2 separate regions of the Homo sapiens genome follow, and region 2 is linked to region 1. A link is an interaction called in ENCODE POLR2A ChIA-PET data of the cell type or tissue named here. Cell type or tissue: A673. All regions are shown on one strand. Region 1 overlaps B4GALT5 (beta-1,4-galactosyltransferase 5). Region 2 overlaps DDX27 (DEAD-box helicase 27).

The links. Peaks named below come from ENCODE experiments on the same cell type or tissue, not always from the same donor. Only the 100,000 strongest peaks of a DNase experiment are listed, where the experiment ranks them.
Region 2: POLR2A ChIA-PET joins it to region 1 with 6 read pairs; 3 of 35 experiments call an interaction of 5 or more read pairs at or near these places.

The regions. Positions count from the first base shown.
Region 1 is chr20:49,677,563-49,680,062 of GRCh38, reverse strand. The region is part of intron 1 of B4GALT5 (beta-1,4-galactosyltransferase 5); the gene reads left to right. Among named protein-coding and RNA genes, the nearest start is that of B4GALT5, 35 kb to the left of the region's middle. In A673, no CTCF peak of the experiment used is centred here; a DNase peak (open chromatin) is centred at 1,112; H3K27ac peaks cover 1,800 bases.
Region 2 is chr20:49,235,829-49,238,328 of GRCh38, reverse strand. It overlaps DDX27 (DEAD-box helicase 27), which reads right to left. Exons shown (of 21, transcript NM_017895.8): 13 at 2,098-2,179; 14 at 1,819-1,996. Among named protein-coding and RNA genes, the nearest start is that of DDX27, 18 kb to the right of the region's middle. In A673, no CTCF peak of the experiment used is centred here; no DNase peak of the experiment used is centred here.

The DNA.
Region 1 (2,500 bases):
AAACCTGAAAAAGGGACAGTTTAAAGGTAGCAATCAAGTCAAAATAGTTTTCTTCTTCTGGAATGTGATAAATGTATTTAGTGAGAGGTATCTTGGAGAGCGTGATTTTACCACTTACTCATTTGACAAATTGCTGAGCTTAGGGGCCAAGTCCTGTAATATTTCCCTGTTGCTTCAAGGCAGGTATACTGAAAAAAATCAGTTATTAAATATTTGCCATATTTCCTAAATAACCTATTCATTCTTTGCCTGATAACAGCAGTTTTTATGGCAGCAATATGTGTTAAAGGAAAACCTGGCTGTCCTTTGGGGTTCAGTAGTCAGGTCCACTGAAAGTTCAGCTGATGTGTGAAACAAGGTTTTTGTTTTTTGTTTTTGTTTTTTTTGAAGATGTAGTCTCACTTTGTTGCCCAGGTTGGAGTGCAGTGGTGGGATCTCGGCTCACTGCAACCTCCGCCTCCTGGGTTCAAGTGATTCTCCTGCCTCAGCCTCCTGAGTAGCTGGGACTACAGGTGCATGCCACCACGCCTGGCTAATTTTTTGTATTTTTTTTTTTTTAGTAGAGACGGGGTTTCACCCTGTTAGCCAGGCTGGTCTCGAACTTCTGACCTCATGATCCGCCTGTCTCGGCCTCCCAAAGTGCTGGGAAACAAGGTATTTGTTTAACTAACTTTCGGTATTGTAGGAAAGACTCATTAATGTTCTTGATTGTGGTGCTAGAGAATGACCAAGGATAAAATGAAAATAAATTTTTAGCTTCATTTTAGGACTGGTGATTGCGAAACAACAACAACGAAACAGCAAAAAACCCTTTTTAGTCAAAAAAATTGGGGGAGAAGAAAATTAGAGGCAAGAGGTTATTTTTAAGATGTGGCCACAGTTCAGTCTGGTTTCCAGTAGACTTTTAGGCCATTTCCCATAATCTATTGAGTCATCCCAGCAGTTCTGCAGTCAGCTATAATGAAAGTTTAAAAGGAAGATCATAGTATCCATTCTTCTCTCCTTTTGTATTGTGGTTAACTTTGGGTCTTGGCTTTATGTTACCCTCCCCACCCCCAGCCCCTTTTAATGTAATCATGTAGTGGGCAAGGGATTAAATTAATGTAATTAGGAGAATGGAGGGAACTTTGCTTTGTGCTCCAGGAACCCTGGGGATTCCCCCCAGCCCCCATTACCAGTAACAGCACTAACAATGTTTATATTGAAGTGGATATGGAAGCCAAGGATCTTCAAGGTCTTAGTAGCAAGCCTAGTAGTGAGCTGTTAAGCCAAATGAAAGCAGTGATTGAGTCTCAGCTTGTTTTTCTATGAGAGTACTAATACCTACTTTATCGAAGTTAAATGAAACCTTTTAACCCTTAATATTGATTAAGGCTTGTGTTAGGAGGAAGTTTGAGAGAATGTGTCCTTGCTACATGTCTGTCCAACTCCCAAAGGCCCGAGGGTACCTGGATGGCTTCCAGGGCTCAGTGATTATGTATTTTATGCATTAGTAGGCTTCTTTCAAGATATCTTGGCCAGATAATTATGAGGCTTGTCCTTCAGAGGCAGCATGCACACCACCACGTAGGGACTCATGGCTGGTGCCTGTCTTGCAGCTAGAATAGCAAGACATCTTCATTCTTGGAACAGTGAGAGTGAACTCAGAAAAGGGCCTGCATTCTTGTCCAGCCAAATTATTGTTCACCTGTCCTAGACTATAAATAATTCCATGACATGTGTCCAGTCCTTTGTGAGTTCCAGGGTTGGTTTTGCTTTTCTATTTTGATTGCCTTGGACTTGCTCTGCGAAATTAGTAACCAAGTTGACCTTCATCTTTTAGTTTAGCCCAGGACTCTAGGCCCTGTGTGCTTGCCATATCAGGAGGGGTGAGATCAAGGCCCCACTTCCAGTGTCATTTGATTCTCTACCCTGCCATTTGCTGTGTTCTGAAGAAATAAAGTTTGTTTGCTGTTTGTCCTAAGGTGGAACATATCTTTCAGAGCACATGCTAACAAGATTTAAAAGATATTTCAGGCTGGGCGTGATGACTCACGCCTATAATTCCAGCACTTGGGGAGGCTGAGGCGGGCAGATCACCTGAGGTCAGGGGTTCGAGACCAGCCTGACCAACATGGTGAAACTCCTGTCTCTACTAAAAAATACAAAAATTAGCTGGGCATGGTGGCACATGCCTGTAATCCCAGCTACTCAGGAGGCTGAGGCAGGAGAATTGCTTCAACTTGGGAGGCGGAGATGGCAGTGAGCCGAGATTGCACCATTGCACTCCAGCCAGGGCGTTAGAGTGAGACTCCATCCCAAAAATCAATCAATCAATCAATCAATCAAAGATATTTCACCTCTCACAGCCAAATACAGATGTAATTTTGGGGGAGTACGATCCTTATTTTATATTGTGTTCTGATTATATGTAATTTTTGTTTTATCCTTTCAGCTGCGTAAGAAAAACTCAATTTCCACTCTTTTTGCAGACAATTCTTCAAAAATAGATTGCAAAGTT
Region 2 (2,500 bases), 440 kb after region 1:
CTTATCTTAAACAAAATAAGGCAGTGGCTCAAGCCTGTAATCCCAGCACTTTGGGAGGCCAAGGCGGGTGGATCACGAGGTCAAGAGATCGAGACCATCCTGGACAACATGGTGAAACCCCACCTGTACTAAAAATATAAAAATTAGCTGGGCGTGGTGGCATGCACCTGTAGTCCCAGCTACTTGGGAGGCTGAGGCAGGAGGATCACTTGAACCCGGGACGCAGAGGTTGCAATGGGCCGAGATCGCACCACTGCACTCCAGCCTGGCAACAGAGCAAGACTCCATCTCAAAAATAAATTAAATAAAATAAAATAAGGGTGACTACTAATACTGTGTAACTGATGAAAATAATTTAGCTGTGCATTTACTGACATAGGAAATGGTGTCTGTAATGTGTGCCTTCTCTGCTTCATATCCCCCAGACTCAGAGTGGCCCCTGCCTACCGCTCTGATCTTCTGTGTGTCCCTGCTCACCACGCCTGAGCCTCCTGACCTTTCTCTTGTTCTCACACACTAAGCTCGTTCCTACCTCACAGCCTCCACCCTTGTTCTCTCAGCTCAGCACTTTGCCCTCAGACCTCTCATGGCTGCCTCATTCCGATCACCCAGGACTCAGCTCCAATGCCAGCTGTGCAGAGGCCTTTCCTTAACAGCTTAATGAGGCAGTCTCCTCCTGCTGTTCTCAATCACATCTACTGTTAGCTTATTTATTGTCTCTTTCTCCCAGAACCACAGCTCTGCTTTGTTCCCTGCTGTATCCCCAGCACCTAGAACAGAATCAATAGCACTAGGCCCACAGCAGGACTCAATAACTAGTCGCTGATTAAATGAAGACAATGAAAATGAAAAAAATAAAAGGGACATTTAAGAAAGGAAAAATGGTTTGAAAAGACATACACCTAAATGCTACCAGTGGTGAGCTCTTTGACACAGAATTACATTTTTTTTTATTTACTAATTTCCAACAATAAATACGTACTTTTCATTTCATTTTTTAGAGACAGGGTCTTGCACTTTTGCCCAGGCTGCAGTGCAGTGGCACAATCATAGCTCACTGCAGCCTCAACCTCCTGGATTTAAGAGATCTCCTGCCTCAGCCTTCTGAATAGCTGGGACTACAGGCACACACCACCATGCCCAGCTAATTTTTTTTTTTTAGAGACAGGCAGCTCACTATATTGCTCAGGTTGGTCTTGAACTCCTGGCCTCTAGCAATCCTCCTGCCTTGGCCTCCCAAAGTGCTGGGTTATAGGCAAGAGCTACCATGCTCAGGCTAAATATGTATTATTTTTATAACTTTAAAAATTTTTAAGGCTGGGCATGGTGGCTCATTACTGTTAATCCCGGCACTTTGGGAGGCAGAAGGTGGGTGGATTGCTTGAGCCTAGGAATTCAAGAACAAAACAAAACAAAAAAAGACTTTAAAGAGGATGTGCTTTATAAGACCCCCACAGATCAGAGGAACAAAATCAATGAAAGGACCCAAAAAGAATGAGTACTGATCTCTCTCTTCCCCACCACCAACAGTAAGGGAAAGAGGAGTTTAGTGAGAATTTTGCCCCAAGCAACCTTCTCTTCTCAATTTCCACCTAAATGGGGCACTGTGTTTACAATTCTGTCATAATTCCCTTCTACACACAGGAGGCAAGCTCAGAGAGGTGAGGTGAAACCTGCACATGGTCACTCGGCAAGGAAGCAGCAGGGCTGGAATTCAAATCTGGCTCTGAACTGCAAAGTACCTGCTCTCAGCCATTACACTCTGTCCTTGCCCCGCCCACCGAGCCATTCTGCACTGCCACAGGGGTGCCTGCTCACCTTGGGGAAGTATCCTGGCCTTCACAGGGGCCTTGGCAGCTTTTACAATCTCCTTCAGCATCTTCCGCTCATCTTCTCCCACCAGAGAGACTGAGCGCCCAGCCCTGCCAGCACGTGCTGTTCGCCCCACCCGGTGGACATAATGTTTGATGGTATTAGGCATTGTGAAGTTGATTACCTAGAAGGTCAAAAATGAACGTCAGGCCTGGCAAGGGAAGGGGGGTGCGAAGAGGCAAAAAGACTTCCACCAAAAGTCCAAGGAAGATAGTGTCTGCTCACCGTTTTGACCCCCTCAATGTCAAGTCCACGGGCTGCCACATCAGTGGCCACGAGGATGTCAATCTGTTCATCCTTAAAACGCCTAGAAACAGTCACAAACAGCTGTTCATCCAGACACCCTCCCCTAATAATGCTCCACAAGAGCCTGAGCCAGCAGAGGACAGAACAGGGCATTAAAATGGGGATAGAGGCTGGGCACGGTGGCTCACGCCTGTAATCCCAGCACTTTGGGAGGCCGAGGTGGGCAGATCACGAGGTCAGGAGATCGAGACCATCCTCGCTAACACGGTGAAACCCCGTCTCTACTAAAAATACAAAAAATTAGCCAGGCATGGTGGCGGGCGCCTGTAGTCCCAGCTACTTGGGAGGCTGAGGCAGGAGAATGGCGTGAACCTGGGAGGCG